Linked DNA regions of Homo sapiens: region 2 is linked to region 1. Evidence: chromatin loops called from intact Hi-C (ENCODE). Cell type or tissue: gastrocnemius medialis. All regions are shown on one strand. Each heading gives the region's core, and the rest is flanking DNA. Links, peaks and the distances in the headings are about the cores only.

Region 1 (7,826 bases), core at 3,009-5,508:
ATTTAGAAAATCCCTTTGTTGTAGGATAAACTGACATTGGCCTGCGCAGTTCTGCTGTGAAGTTTGCTGTGTTCCGGGGCCCACTCGGGACAGCCAGGCCATTAGGAGCTGATTAAATGAGCTAATTTTAATTTGTTCAGTGGTTACAGATGCAGAGACCTTTCCATGCCCTTTTCTTGAGGCTCTATTTATTTATTAATTTTCTTTTTTTCTGAAAAGAAAAAGACCTTCAGGTCTCCCTTCTGTCTTCCCATCCCCCCTTAAAAATAAACATATGAAAACATTTTTAACTAGAACTTCAGCTGGGAAAGAGACGGCTGGATGATGGCTTTGTGGGATTGGCCTCCAGAGGTGCTGATGGGGGGCTCCCCGAGTCTGTGAGCTGGGGTGGGGGGCGGTGCTACCAGGGCTGGGCCACCCACTGTGGCTGAGAGTGAGGAGCGGAGGAGGCTCCGTGAAACCTGTCAGAGACCTCAGTCTCACTTCCAGGCCTTTGCTCTTGCTGGTCCTGCCGCTTGGAGCTCATTTCTGCCCCTTGCTTCCTTCACTTGGTGAATTCTTCATCCTGCTGGTCTCCACGGAGAGCCTGCTTTTTCCAGGAGGGCTCTGGCACCCTTACTGCGCCCCTGTTCTCCCCCCAGGCCCCACACACTTCTCCTAGCAAACACAGGGGATCAAATGTTGTCCCTCCACCTAGGCTGCGAGCTCCACAGGCCAAGAGCTGCCAGTGTGGCTCACCCTCCTACCCTCACCACCTAAGTGCCTGCTGGGTTGTAGGCACATCAGAGACATCCTGTGAATAACTAAATGGGTGAATTAATGAATGAAAGGATGTGTGGGTGACATCTATATTTACTGAATGCCGCTACCCACCAAGCTCTTGATGGCAGAACCCTGGTGTCCCACCAATTTGGAAGTGCCACCCCTTGGGCCTCAATGCACCGTTGAGAGTTGAATTTCCAAATATGGCGGGTGTGGGGACTTCAGGCCTGCCTAGCCAGGCCAGTCCCCAGCCCCAGGCCCAGCTCAGCTGATAACCTGACCAAGGCTGAGCGGAGGGAAGCCAAGGGAAGAAAATTGCGCAGTTAGTTGGCTTTTTACAGCACTTACAGGCAAGCAGGCCTTGGGAGTACAATGTGCCCACAATGAGGGGCGTTCAGAGCACAAAAGAGCAGGGATCGTGGGGCTGTAGCCAGGGGCCACCCCCGATCTCGCTCAAGCTGCCTGGCCCCTCCTAGCTCGTTCATTTTAACATCACCTTTCGCTCTGGTTGGGGCACCTTTCGGTGAGCAGCGGGGTTTTCCCTGGAGCTGTGCCCTGGCTGTGGCCCGGCCAGTTTCCAAGGCCTGGTTTTCATTTGCTGAGAGCTGCTTCCCGCAGACAGCTCCCCACCCACCCCACCCAGGGGCCTCCCAGGGGCCGTCCCCCCACCCTGTCCTGGCAGACAGGGGCAGTGTCCGAGAGAGACCCCTTGCTCCCTTTCTGTGGTCCTCCCTTTAACCCCAGCCTCAGCACCAGGCCCTGGCATGGCGCCGGCCCCAGGCCCTCCTCCATCTCTGTAGAATCTCAGAGCTGGCAGGGGAGCCAGAACTCCTCGGTCGCCCCCGGGGCCTGGATCCCTCAACTGGGTCAACATCTGGCCGCGTGGCCTGAGCCCTGGGCCTCCTCTGTCCTCTCCCTCCCCATCTGTGCCTTTTCCCAGCCCCTTTTCTTCCCCAAGGCCCTTCCTCTCCCGCTAGCTGGGTCCTCCGCCAAGCGCCGCCGCGGGAGCAGCACACCCTCGGCCCATCCTTCTCCGCCGGCCCAGGCGGCCGGGTGGGGATGCGTCCCGTGGCTGAGATCACCAGTGGGCCGGTGGGAAGCGCCTCTCCAGCCCTCGCCTGCCCTGCCGCCGGGTGCTGGGAACCCGGGCTCAGGTTCTGGCCCTCTTGGCATCGGCCAGTTTGCCCTGGGACGCCCTGGTGAGCAGGGGGAAAGGTAAGCGGAGGCATGGGACAGTGATGAGGGGGTGGCTGGGTTGGAAGGGGGAAGAATGAATAAAACAGGCTGGTGTCTGCACCGGAACGCCGAGTCCCCTTAGAGGCTCCCGGCGCGTTGGGGAGTGGAATGTTTGCTCAGAGTGGAATGAAATCCAGAAGGAAGGAAACGTTTTTTTCTGGAATGAGAGAGGAAAAGTGGGCGGCCAGCTGCCAAGCAGGTGGTGGTGGCCAGGGTGTCAGACCTGGGTGGGGCCCTGCGGCATGGGGATGGGGAGGGCCCTGGGGTGCACCCTGACTCCTAGGTCTGGAGTCCCTCCCTTGCCTCTCTCCTGTCCTTCCCTCTGTGCCCCACCCATTGACCTCCTGTCCCCTCTGTCTCCCGTGGGGAGGGCTGGCTTGCATCTGTGATGGTTTTTGCACTCAAGTGCTTGCCTGCCTCTGGCTCCTGCCCTCTCCCGTGCCCTCCTGAAGCCTCATGTCTGTCCCACTTCCTGCACCACTGGCCGGGAGGGAGGCCACCAGAGTGCAGCTGCCGGGCCTGACTTTGCCACCTAAAAAGCCATCCCATCCCGGGCACTGGTCCCCTCTCCAGTCACAGGGGCGGCATGCCAAGGGGACATTGAGACTAGCCTCTGAAGTACTGAATGCCAGACTATGATTCCTGATGGATTCTGTAGGGCCTCGAGGGGGGTGGGCTGGGGGGCCTCAGTGGTAATCGGGTGTTTCTCGTGGCCAGCCACTTGTTCTCCTCAGGAAGAGGCTGGTGAGTTTCTTTCTGTTTATGTGGTAACCAGGCTACCGAGATGGCAAACTTAGGTTCTGCAATTACACAGCGTTTCAGAAGCAAATTGATAGGATAACGTGTTATTATTGGCTACTGGGTTAATAGCTATTTTGGCAGGAGTACCAATCCTGCGTGGTGTTGCTGGCGCGGGGTGTGAGAATGGCGCGATGGGGTGGAGAGGAATGGTGGGTGCGCTTTGCATAGAGCTGCAGACTCGGGAGGACTCTGGGGGCCTCCTCTGCCAGCGCCTGCTTGGATAATGCTCAGTTCTGATTAGCTGTTGCCGAAACCAAGACCAGAGAGGTTGAGAGACCAGAGTCAGATCATACAGTGAGTTGATGCTGGGGTTGGATTTTGGGTCCCTGTGGGGTTTTGGATGACAGCTTGGCCTGTGATCTTAGAAGGCAGGGCACATGCCTTCACACTGAGCCCCACGTGGGCATCTCAGAAAATGTGCCCTGAAAAGTTTGCATGCTCTGGCTTTGGGGTGCTTGCACCTGCTAGATCCCTGCCTGGGATCCTCTCTCTCTAGATTCTGCCTTGGCCTGCTGCCTTGTTTGCTTCTGGTGTCTGCTCAAGTGTCGCCTTGTCACCTGTCCAGAGTGGCACCCCACCCTTCACCCTTTTCCTGCCCTGCACTTCTTCATAGCAACACGTGATTTACTACGGACTGATTTATTCCTTCTTCAGCAGGAAGATTTAGTCTCCTCTCTTTGCATTGTAAGCTCACTGAGGGCAAGGACTTTGTTTCTTCATACCCTATCCCCAGAGCCTCGAACAGGGCTGGCAGAGTAGGCACTTATTCGTATTTATAGAAGGAATAAATGAATGTAAATTGCAATGTCATTTTAAAAAATGGCTGCCATATCGCAGGTGACTCGCTGTTTGTCCTTCCTCTTGGAGGATGGTTGGAGTCAGAGGGTCCTGTTATTCCTGTCCCTGAGAGGAGGTCAGCAGGCCCTCCTTTGGGGCTCATCAGGAGATCATTTCTTCCTGCAGACTAAGGGAGTTCAGAAGGGAGTGGATTCCCCTTCATTGGAAGGGACCAAACCTCTTTGTAGAAGGGATTTAAGGACTTTTTGGGGTGGACCAGAGCCCTTCAGGGGGACTGGCTTTCTTTATGACATGACATTGGCAGGAATGACATAAGGAGGTGGTAAATTGGGGATGCCCGCGAGAAGGGTAACCTGGGAGTGGGGGTGGAGTTCCCCAAGGGCGGGGGTCTCACAGTGAACCACGGCTCTGCCCAGCGGTCTCTGTGTTTGCTGCCACTGGACTGGAAACCACACACAATGATCTGTTCATTGAGCATGTGCCATGTACCAGGCGCTGGGCCAGTGTGCTTAACCTGCGGTATCTGATCTCATCCTGTGCACAACCCGAGGAGGCAGAAGGGATTCTGCCTGTTTTCCCTCTTGGTGAAGATTAGAGAGGTCCATTAACGTATCCTGGTTTACACCACTGGTCAGTGGTAGAGCTGAGATTTGAACGGAGGCTCTCTGGCTCCAGAGCCTTCCTGGACATGATCCTGATGCCCCCGGAATGCAGCCTCCATGGTGCAGGGCTTTGCTGGGTGTGCTCACTGCCCCAGGAATTGCAGCAGAGCCTGGCACAGAAGAGGCACTCCATAAATATTTCAACAGTGCAGTCGCTGGCTGATTGAGTGAGTGGATGCGAGGTGTTTCCCAAGATGAGCGGGAAGTGCTCACTTTTTACTGTTGGTCCATTGGACAGAGACAGGGAAGCCCAGGCTGGGAAGGAGGTGACACCGACTTGTGCTTGGCTGGCCCGAATTCCTCCTGAAAAAATTACAAGGGCACTGCTTGGCTGTGTGTTCCTTGTGGAGGGGTGCATTTGTTCACAGGTCCTGGTTAGGAAGTAAGGAGGTTTCTGGTGAGTTTTGGGGGTCCCCCCTGGTGGGGAAGACACACATGCCTGCAAGCATATACATGCATATTCACATACCCTTATTCTCCAGTGTGGTGTGTGAAGAAAGGCATCCACTTGAGGGGTGTTTTCCCGGAAAAATATGGAGACTCCCACCCCAAATCCCACTGTTGAGTCTGTGTCTTTTTTTTTTTTTTTTTGAGATGAAGTCTCACTGTGTCGCCTGGGCTGGAGTGCAATGGTGCGATCTCGGCTTACTGCAACCTCTGCGTCCCAGGTTCAAGTAATTCTGCTTCAGCCTCCTGAGTAGCTGGGATTACAGGCGCCCACCATCACACCTAGCTAATTTTTGTATTTTTAGTAGAGACAAGGTTTCACCATGTTGGCCAGGCTGGTCTTGAACGCCTAACCTCAGGTGATCCACCCTCCTTGGCCTCCCAAAGTGCTGGGATTATAGGTGTGAGTCACCATGCCCAGCCCCAGTCTGTATCTTTAAGAGCATGGAATCTGAGCTTATTATCTTATTAAATCTATCCATTTGTTTGGCTCTGGTCTGAATAAGTAAGCTCCCCCCCCATCCCCCCACACCCTGCCCCAGCTCTGTGTCTCCTTTGTTTTAATGTCATTTCTCTGGGATTCAGGCTGAGGCTGTGTAGCTGAGCTGTTCCTTCTGCCTCCGTCCGTGCTTCCTGACCCCCACACCCTTGCTGCTTCCCTGGCTCCAAGAGGCTCTTTCAAATAAAATCATAACAAATTCAGACCCCACTGAAGACTGGAGTAATTGCATTCTGCCATAATGAGAGGGGGCCCGAGGGACCTTGGTGATGCTGGACAGGCTCTGCTGGGGGCAGCCCCACTGGACCCAGGTGGTCAGGAGGGTGGTCAGGTCAGGCTTATATACTCCCTGGCTTCCAGCTGGAGGCTCTGTCCCCAACTCCTAGGCCCCACCTTACAGGGGCCTCTTGAGTGGCTCCTTGCTGCTTCTTTGTGATTAGACTATTCATTCATTCATTCATTCATTCATTCATTCGTTTTCTCATTTTCTCATTCTGAATTCATTCATACCATAGTTTTCAAGTGCCTCCTTTAGACGAAGCCCTGGACTTCAGTATTTCATCCATCCATCCATCCATTTATTCATTTATTCATGCCACAGTTACCAAGAGCTTCCCGTAGGCCAGGTACCCTTTCATCCATTCATTCATTCAGTCATTGAGCAGATAGTTATTGCCAGGCACCTTGTGGGGGCTCCCAGGGATCCAGGGATCCAGGAATCCAGGGCTTATCAGAATTGTCTCCAGGCAGTTCGAAGCCAGGAGTACCTGTGAGGAAACCTTAATCACATTCTTGGAAGAAGATAAAAAAGCATAAGGGAAGTGGTTGAGAGGTATATTGCGGGTGGAGGAGGAGGAAGGAAGGTGCAGCTCCCTTCTGGCCCTGCACCCCACCCTGACGAGTGGCCTGACTAAAGTGTGCATCCATTGACTCATTTGGCAAATATTGAGGGCCTACTGTGTGCTGGGTGCTGGGAGGAGCTGGGGACCATTTGGGGACCGTGGAGCTGCCTGTGGCAGACTGTAGGCCCAGCACCACCCACAGGGGTGCCGTCAGCCTGAGCTGGGCTGGGGGTGGCATCTCCCCTTCCCAGACCCCTCTATGAGGAGGGTACCAGTGCCTGCAGCGGTGGGCACCTGAAGCCCCTCGTGTGCCATGTGCAGGATCTGGGGTGACTGATCGCTCTCCATCAGTTTCTCTCTCCCCTGCATTACACTGTCCACCCGGCCTCCTCTTGAGAGTATGTGTGTCAGGGGTGTGTTTCCCATAAACCCCACATCTCAACATTTCATATGGCTGATGAGTCAGGTGGCCAGATTCTCCTGGCTCTGCCGGACTCTGCCCTGGGGCAAGTCCCTCCCTCAGACCTCAAGGGCCTCAGTATCCCGATGTGTACAATGCACAATACATCGTAAAATGGGGGGTCTAGTGAAAGGATTATGTGTGGCTTAAATGCATTAAATAGTAAAACGGCCGAGCACAGTGGCTCACGCCTGCAATTCTGACACTTTGGCAGGCTGAGGCAGGAGGATTGGTTTAGCCCAGGAGTTTGAGATCAGCCTGGCAACATACATAGCGAGTCCTCATTTCTACAAAAAAATATAAAAAATTAGCCAGGAGTGGTGGCACACCTGTAGTCCCAGCTACTTGGGAGGCTGAGGTGGGAGGATCACATGAGCCTAGGAGGTTGAGGCCACAGTGAGCTATGATTGCGCCACTGCACTGCAGCCTGGGCGACAGAGTGGGACTCTATTTCAAATTTAAAAACCCAAACCACCCCCCGCTAAAACAAGTAAAACATCAAAGACTAATATGAGTGAGTAAATAAATAATATAGATTTTAAGAAAGCCCGGCACGTAGGAAGTGTCTGGTGAGTGTGGCTGATATTCAGGTCTGTTTGTGAGCAGGAGCACATAATGAGGCACACAGATGAGGGCCTGGTTCCAGTGGGAGGAGGTGGTGGCCACTCGGGCTGAGAAAGCAGGGACAGGCAGGGTGCTGGGGCGGGGGTTCCAAGGAAAGAGTCAGCGATGCTGGGAAAGGGTGGGGGACCCACATGCCCCAGCCTTGATGCCTAGGACTTCAGGGGCCCTGCCCCACACTCCGGAATCCAGTCAGGGGAATGCCCTGCCACAGCTGCCTTCAGGGACCTGACGTGCTGGCCAAACAAACTGGAACTCCTCCTCCTCGTGGTGGTCCAGGGCCAGGTGGCTGCCTCTCTGCTGCTGCTGCCATATCCCAGAGCCTTCCCCAGGCCTGATGAGTCGTTTTCATCTCCTGCCCATCACGGGCAGGGCTGGGGCAGCCTTCAGCCATGAGGCTCAACAGCCCAGCTACAAAGTCCACGACGACAATTACTCTAGGGGTGGAAACATGAAAATCGGGAAAATTGGAATTTCCTCTGTCGTGTTGTAGATTTGGATGAGTTTAGGGGTGAGTGGGGCCCTCAGAGGGGCCGCCTGGCTAGCCCAGCACATCCTTGAAAATGCTCTGGCTCTTCTCTTCCTGGCCCTCCTCAGGCCCCGGGCTCCTTGCAGCGCCCAGCCCACCTCTTCTCTCCTGCCTGCCTCTGGCCAGGCACGGTGCTGGGGACACAGCAGCTATGAAGGTGCGCCCTCGT
Region 2 (7,826 bases), core at 3,407-5,906, 150 kb before region 1:
CAATCCTCCTTCCTCAGTCTTCCAAAATGTTGGGATTACAGGCATGAACCACTGCATCCTGCCTGAATCTTCTTTTTAAAAGAATATCCAGGGAGAGCACTGTTTGACTAAAAGGAATTAGTAGCTAATGGTGGAATTTTAGTCACCTGGGCAAGACATTGCTTTATAGGGAAAAGTACTTTCCAAGCACCTCTCATGTCATTTTAGCTCAATGACAAAACAAACAAACAAAAATACTCAGGACCTGCTTTGAAATCCTGGGGGAAGGTTGCAGTCTGGGAACCCGAGGAGCGCATCCAGTGTCAGGATCATTTTGTTTTCTTGGCTGCTCAGGATTAAAATTTGTTTTTGGCTAGGCACAGTGGCTCACGCCTGCAATCCCAGCACTTTGGGAAGCCAAAGCAGGTGGATCGTGGGAGCCCAGGAGTTCAAGACCAGCCTGGCCAACATGGTGAAATCCTGCCTCCACTAAAAATACAAAAATTAGCCCGGCGTAGTGGCGGGCGCTTGTAATTCCAGCTACCCAGGAGGCTGAGGCAGGAGAATCGCCTGAGCCTGGGAGGTGAAGTTTGCGGTGAGCTGAGATTGTACCACTGCACTCCAGCCTGGGCAACAGAGTGAGACTTTGTCTCAAAAAAAAAAAAAAAAAAAAAATATATATATATATATATATATATATATATATATTTTTTTTTTTTGTTTGTTTGGAATTAGAATGTAACACTTAAAATTCAGGAAAGTATGCACAAAAATCCAGATTTCTAGCTGTTCTTCAAAGCAATCAGGAGATCAAGTTCCTGTACAGTGAGGATGGGCTGGTGCTGCCTGCTTATACCCAAGCCTGCGTGCTCTGTTCCTCGTACCTATGACTCCCTGTTGTGTGCATCAAGCCTTCCTTACCCTTTAATGTTACCTGGCTGGCCCTGAAGGCCTCAAGGTTGCCAGTACTCCGAGGATTGAAAGAGCTGGGCAGTGCTGCCCTGCCAGAGTCTGCCTGGAGCTCCTGGACCAGCCCTGCCTCCTGTTTGCTGTGTGACTTGGCACCCGTCATACCACTTCCCTGTGCCTCAGCTTTCCCATCTGTCCAGTGGGGCACTAGACTGAGTTGGCAGTTTCCCACTGTGCCTGATGAAGCAGAAGCAGGTGCCAGGCCCCCTACTTCCCTTGTGAATGAGGTCTGTGCCTTAGATTTCTCATGGAAAGTTAGGGAACTCCCAGATAACTTCCTGTCCTGACCCCGTATCGAGATCTTTGTGCAGCTGCTGCTTAGGGGGCTGCTTTTTTTGGTTCGTTTTGGTGGAGCAGCTGGGGGTATCAGGGCAGGAAAGGGAAAATAATAGTGTTATTAATAAGAATGGCCAAATTTACTGAGCAGCCTATTCTCCCACTAAGGTAGGCCCTCTTTGACCCATTTTACTGATAAGAAACTCAAGTTCTGAGAGTCTGAGTAACTTGCCGAAGTTCACACAGCTGATGAGCGGCCGAGCCCCGCTGTGAGCCTGGTTGGTTTCATCCCAGACCCTGAGGCCCTAACCAGCAGGCTGCCCTCCCCGACGTGGCTTGGGAGGTGGCATTCTAGGACACACGTGTGGGAAAGAGGAGGTCAGGAGAGATGCCCGCTGCAGAGTTGAGATGGCCAGTGCTCTGGGGCTGCTTCAGAAGAGACCTGACCGCCTCCTGTCGCCTCCGTCTTGCTGGCCATCCACACTCCTGGGGTGGGGGATGCCACCTCCTCCTGGCTCCCTGCTCACATGCCAGGCTCACCCCTATCAGAGCCCTGTTTTGGGTCATGCTCCTGGGTTTGAATGAGGTAGATAAATGGGGTGCTAGGCCTGTCGAGCTGTAAACTCATTGCGGATTAATTTTTTTTTTTTTTACAATAGTGGCTTGCAAAACTTTTCTGGAACAAATCTTATAGCAAGCCAATTGATTAGGTTGTTCAGGAGGACCTTGGAGGATTGGAGTAATTTTGTACTTCTCAGGAACAAGCGTGTTTCCTGTCTGAGCCTCAGTTGCCCACCTGAGAAAGCACAGCCCATGCCTGTCCTGCTTGCCCTCCGATCCTGTCCCATTGTTGGAAAAGGCAGGTGCAGTTTATCCTGGCACAGCCCACCCCTGTCCCGCTTGCCCTCCGATCCTGTCCCATTGTTGGAAAGGGCAGGTGCAGTCTATCCTGGCACAGCCCACCCCTGTCCTGCTTGCCCTCCGATCCTGCCCCATTGTTGGAAAGGGTAGGTGCAGTCTATCCTGGGCACAGGACATGTCGGGGATGTCATCCCCCCACCCCCCAGAGCCCACGGGAAGGCAGATGAATCATGTCCATTTTACAGGTGATGCCTGAAAAGGTTCAGTATTACAGGCCCCGTCTGGAGTCCCACTGCTGCTGAGGGCTGGGCTTGTGGCCTTGACCCAGGGCCTTCTGTCTCCGAAGCCCCGGCTCCTCAGGGCCTGGCTCTTGGACCCTGGCAGCCCACAGCCTTCGACCTCACGCCTTCCCTGGAACTGTCACTTCCTGCGTCCTCTGGGCTTTCCAGGAGTAAAAAGTGGGAGTTCGGCAAATCCTGCTAACGTCCTTGAGGAAGGAGCTGCTTGTTTTCTTTTTCCAGCTTCTTCTGCAGGAGCCCACCTGGGGCCTCCCGGTTCTCCAAGGCATTTATAGGAGTTGGGGGGCGGATGTGGACCCCTGGCCCCTGTCCAAAGAGCTTTTGGCCTTTCCTGGGTGGCTTCTGAGTCAGCTGCAATGGCAGGACCATCTCCATGGTCTCAGCTGCTGTCTCGGCCACTGTGCTGGTTTCCTGTCCAGCAGGGTTCAGTGGTGCAGGTGACAGAAGCCAACTCTGGACAACTTAAGCCAAAAGAGACTTTAACAGGAGGCCAAGGGGGAGCCAACAGTGTGAATGCACAGAGAGATGGAGGCCTTGGGGCAGCTCTGGAGATGCGGGAGCGAGAGGGAATGGATGTTCTCTTCCGGGAACTGCCATGGGGCGGGAGTTTGTCACCTCCCGTGTCTCCTGCGTGGCTCTGCTTGAGGATCAATCCCTGGGCAGATCAAGCATGAGCCTGGGCCATGGCCCAGGGGAGGGCAGGGCATTTTGACTGGTGGCACATTGAGGTTAGGGTTAGGGGCGGTTCCTCAGGGCACGATTGGGGTGCTGCTGTTATCCGAGGCTGGGGCAGTGGATACCTGGAGGATGAACATGTCTGCTTGGCTGTCACTGCTCTCCTGGTGGCCTGTCCTGCCACCTCAGAAGGCTCTGGCTGCCTGGAGTCGGGGCACAGGGTGGGCTGGGGGTGAAGTGCGCCGTTGCCTGTTAGGCCAGCTCTGGGCTGTGGGGTTGGAGTCACCAAGGTAGACCTGTAGGGCACCAGGGTGGGTGGGGATTTGGGGGAAGTCCAGTCTAATGTCATTCATACGCACAGGGAAATGGGAGTTGAGAGAGAGCAGCAAGAACTTCCCCAAAGCCCCACCGCCTAGTAGGGCTACAACTAGGGGAGTGGACCAAGGTGGGAAGGCAAAAATGCAGCACCCCAAGGCAAGTGTGGGTGCCCCTGGTGGTGTGGCAGGGGGTTTAAGTAGAACACACACACACTTTTAAACACACGAATTGCTAATGAATGCACAAGGAGCAAAATTAGAAACTCCCCCAGCCACCCACTGTCCTCCCTGGAGGCCACTGCTGGTCCTAGTTTCTTGTGTCTGGTTCCAGGGCAATTTACGTGTGTTCAGACACATGAAAATTCGTGTATTTATCTCCCCTCCCCAACACAAATGGAAGTACACCATACAGCCCCTCACCCTTTCTCACTTTCCAGACTGTGAGAAATGATTCCAAATCAGCTACTTCAGTACTGCTTCAGGACTTTATTTATTCATTTATTTAGGTTTTCTGAGATGGGATCTCACGCTGTTGCCCAGGCTGGAGTGCAGTGGCACAATCACAGCTCACTACAACCTAGAACTCACAGGCTCAGGAGATCCTCCCACCTTAGCCTCCTGAGTAGCGCATGCCACCACACCTGGCTAATTTTTGTATTTTTTGTAGAGATGTGCTCATCATGTTGCCTGGGCTGGTCTTGAACTCCTGGGCCTCCAAAGATCCACCCACTTTGGCCTCCTAGAGTGCTGGGATTACAGGCGTGAGCCACCATGCCCAGCCCCCTTATCCCAGCCTTTATCAGTAGCGTTGACTATGCCCTCTCTCCCCTCTCATAGCCAGCCAGGCAGCAGGTGCCTGTAGCTTCTAGAAAACAACCAGGTAGATGGGGAATGTGGATGTGGGAGAGCCAGGACCCTCTAGCCCAGTGGCTTGGTGTGGGATTTTAAATTGCATAGGTCTGGATTTGAATCCCAGCTCTGCCACTTGCTGGCTGTGTGACCGTGAGCAAGTGTCTTAACCTCTCTGAGTATAGGTTTTCTTGCCTGTGCAATGAGGATGGTTGAGGACTCCCTGCAGGATCCCTAGGAAGGTGACACAAGTGCTCTGTGTGTGGAGCACCCCGCCTAGTCACCGGTGCTCAGCGGAGTTTTGATTGTGGTGGCACCAGAGGTCTGCTCCCTGTCACAGGCCTAGGGGCAGGAGGAAGGGGAGAGGAGAGCGGGACAGAGCCTGCTTCTCTGCCCCTGTGGCATCCATCCCAGATGAGCAAATGGCTCTCAGCAGGGCATGGGGAACGGAATCTCTTTCTGGCTGGCGGTGGCTGGCCAGCCTCAGGGCAGCTGCCCTGTTCCCAGATCTGGGGTTCCAGGCTGGGTGGCTGAGGCGGGCGGTCAGGCGGGGCCTGGGCAGCTGACAGGGCCTCTGGGGGCGGGGGTGGGGGTAGGAGGCCAGCTGTAGTCCTGGAGCAGCAGAGAGCCAACTCAGACTTTAACCCATTCCAGTCCTGCGGGGATGGCTGCTCTTCTGGGCCCGGAAATGGCTCCCTTTTCTTTCAGTAGCCTCGTTTGCCCTGTGAGCTCCTTGTCTGACCAGGGGGTCGGCAGCCTGCAGTGCAAGGACTGTATTTGGACTGCTAGAAGTTTGGTCAGCCTGTCTTAAAATTGGAATGGTTCCTATAAATATTCAGATCTCTGGCCTCCCTGGAGAAACCAGAAAATGGGACCCTGCTAAGCACACTCTGGGTGGCAGCGTGGGCTGGGTTGGGGGTAGAGTGGTGCCATTGTCTCCTCCACCCCCAGTGTTTATTTCTGGTACCTACCTATTTCCCCTGCGATCATTTGAGATCCCATCAAGGCCAACTCTAACTCCTCTCCTAGCTGAGCCTTGACTTTCTTGGGGGTCTCTCTACCGCTGCTTGGTCCCCTCCCATGCCGGGAGCCTCACTACCCCCAAGCAGACCTCCCCTCATTGCCTCTGCTGATAGCGTCCCATCTGTTTCTTCTTGAAATCGTCCCATCTGTTTCTTCTTGAAATCTTTCTGTAGTGCCTTCCACTGGTTGGTCCCGGTTTGACCCCTTGAGGCCACACAGCCAGCGCAGTCTGTCTTCTCTGTGACAGCCCTTCAGATGCCTGAAGACAGCTCTGAGGGCCCCCTGAGCCTGCCCCTCTGGGCTGAACAGCATCAGTTCCTTCACTTCCCCTCCCAAGATGTGGTTTCAAGACCCCCCATTACCCTGATGCCCCTCCTTAGCCACATCCTCGTGGGCCCGTGAACTTCTTGTGGCCGGACTCTCAGCGCTGCCCTGCACACCCCGAGGGCCTCAAGACCACTCAGACATGCCCCAGGTCCCATTTGTGTTGAAGGAGAGAAAGTGTAAATGCACAGAAAGTGTCCGGTAGGGCCGACTGCCCTCAAATACCCATGGCATTTCCGAGAGGGGCATTATAGGTGGTTTTATTTTTCCCTGAGTACTCACCTGTATTTATTTATTTTTCCTATAATCTGGAAGATTAAAAAAGTAACAAAGCAAAGGGCTTGCGATGAATTCATTTTAATCAACTCATGGCAGTTGTCTGTGGAGACGAGGCCCTGAGCTGGGAGTGAGGGGCAAGGAGGAGGAACAGGGTGGGGCTGTCCCTCAGGGAGCTCACAGCATAGGGGACCCTGATGCGCCCAGGGGTCTCAGCTGAGTCGGGCCCTCAGAGAGGATTATGGGGACCAGAGAAGGAGGCGTCTGTTTATCCAGGGATCTGGGAAGGCCTCTTGGATAGCAGAGGTCTGGTGGGGGCCTCCAACATGGCAGGGGTGTTTTGGGTAATGAGAGCAGCAGTGGCAGAGGTCCTGAGACAGGAAGGTGGTTGCCTGGAAGGGAGCAGGTGGGTGCATGGCTTGGAGCATCAGGAGGTAAGAAGGGTGTGTGGCAGGGCTGGGGGCAAGGGGCTGGCAGAGGCCCCTCTCTGGCTGTCCTCTTTGGGGTGAGGAGTCTGTGAGTCTGGGAACGTGTTCTTTCTTCTAGATTATCTCCAGGTGCCAGGACTCCCCCAGCCTCCCCGACCCCAGACCACCCTGGACCTCTGGGGCCTCTCCCTGTGTTTGTCTTCCCAAGGGTGGACCAAGCCTTCAGTGTGCATATCCCCAGGCCAAAGAGTGGGGAAGGGGTGCTGTCAGCAGGAAATGGGGCCTGGGCAGACCTTTGACACATGGTTGCCCCTGTCCTCGAGGGAAGGAGCTGGGGGTGGGAGGAAAAAATGGGTGGGCGCAGGCTGGGGGCCTGGGTCCTGACAGCTGGGCGAGCTCTCACTCTCATGCGGTTCATAAGGCTTCCCCTGGTGTCCTGCTAAGAGCTCCCGGGTGGACCCTCCAGCCCCAGACCCCCTGGTGTCTTTGTTTCCAGTCTCAGGAGCAGGCTTCAGATGCCTCAGGGCTTGGTGGAGGCACTTTGGAGGCCATCAGAAGTGGGAGCAGGAATGCTTTTACCAGCTGTGCTAACCCACCCGGGGGTCCCCACCTCTCCCCTCTGGGAGCCAGCATGTGGTCTGCTATGGGAGGATGAGGCAGCCACATCTGTTCTCGCAGGTGCAGAGCGGAGCCTCTGGGACCTTTCTCTCGGATTCTCCTTTTCCCCAAAGTCCCCCTCTCGCCTTCTTGGGGGTTCCAGGACCAGCAGGACCTGGGTGTGAGTTCCACTACACACAGGCTGCACTGGCTTGTGTGTAGTGGAACACAAGGCTTCTCTGAGACCTCTCTGCCTGGGTGGGGAGATTGAACCTGCTGCCGCCCGCTGGAGCATAGCAGTGTGGGTGACACACAGAGCATGGGACCACTGCAGCCTATGCCGCTTTGCACGAGGCAGCTTTTCCAAGGGCCCCCAGGGCCGGGCCGGCCCCTGCCAGCCGTGGACCAGATGTGCTTTTTCTGATGGTGTGGGAGAGCTTCTCTGTGTGGGTGTCCTCGCATTATGTGTGGGCCGCTATGTTTTGATCGAAGGGAGCCAAACTGATTTTCCTGGCCCATCTCTCCGCCATTCGAAGCAGAAAGTTAAATAAACACAACCAAGTATTATCGCAGGACACGCGGAAAATGAACTTGGTCCCTACGGGTGGCCACATCTGGCAAGTGTGGGGCCGTGCAGGGCTATGGGATGAGACAGATGTGGTTGGGGCAGGAAGGGCTCAGTGTGCCCCCTGCTCGGGGACGTGCCTCCTGCCAGGGGCTCTGGCCCTCAGTGGTATCCTTTCCCATTGCTGAACCTTTCTGAGGCCGTGTCTTCTGGCTTGGCTTCCCCTGAGCCTTGCCGCAGCCTGGTGGGTCTCTCTGGCCCTGTCTGGTGTGCGTAGGGAATGCACAGCTGGAGTCCCTGGGCCATGGGGGCAGGTGGTCAGGTGCACTTGGGAAATAGTCACACTTGTCGTGATTTCCACCCCTCTCCACCCCTCTGCTAACGGCCC

The links. Hi-C counts contacts between places; a loop is a spot of excess contacts. Peaks named below come from ENCODE experiments on the same cell type or tissue, not always from the same donor. Only the 100,000 strongest peaks of a DNase experiment are listed, where the experiment ranks them.
Region 2: it touches region 1 in a loop (2.7-fold over the local background); 1 of 110 quality-filtered maps calls a loop at or near these places.

The regions. Positions count from the first base shown.
Region 1 is chr16:49,658,242-49,666,067 of GRCh38, reverse strand. All of the region lies in intron 3 of ZNF423 (zinc finger protein 423), which reads left to right. Among named protein-coding and RNA genes, the nearest start is that of ZNF423, 190 kb to the left of the region's middle. RefSeq lists enhancers at 1,940-2,473, 2,474-3,008, 3,815-4,314, 4,315-4,816. In gastrocnemius medialis, for the core only: no CTCF peak of the experiment used is centred there; DNase peaks (open chromatin) are centred at 3,347, 4,097 and 4,387; H3K4me3 peaks cover 594 bases; H3K27ac peaks cover 1,125 bases.
Region 2 is chr16:49,808,743-49,816,568 of GRCh38, reverse strand. The region is part of intron 1 of ZNF423 (zinc finger protein 423); the gene reads left to right. Among named protein-coding and RNA genes, the nearest start is that of ZNF423, 43 kb to the left of the region's middle. RefSeq lists enhancers at 5,164-6,109, 6,110-7,054, 7,055-7,826. In gastrocnemius medialis, for the core only: no CTCF peak of the experiment used is centred there; a DNase peak (open chromatin) is centred at 4,708; H3K27ac peaks cover 2,423 bases.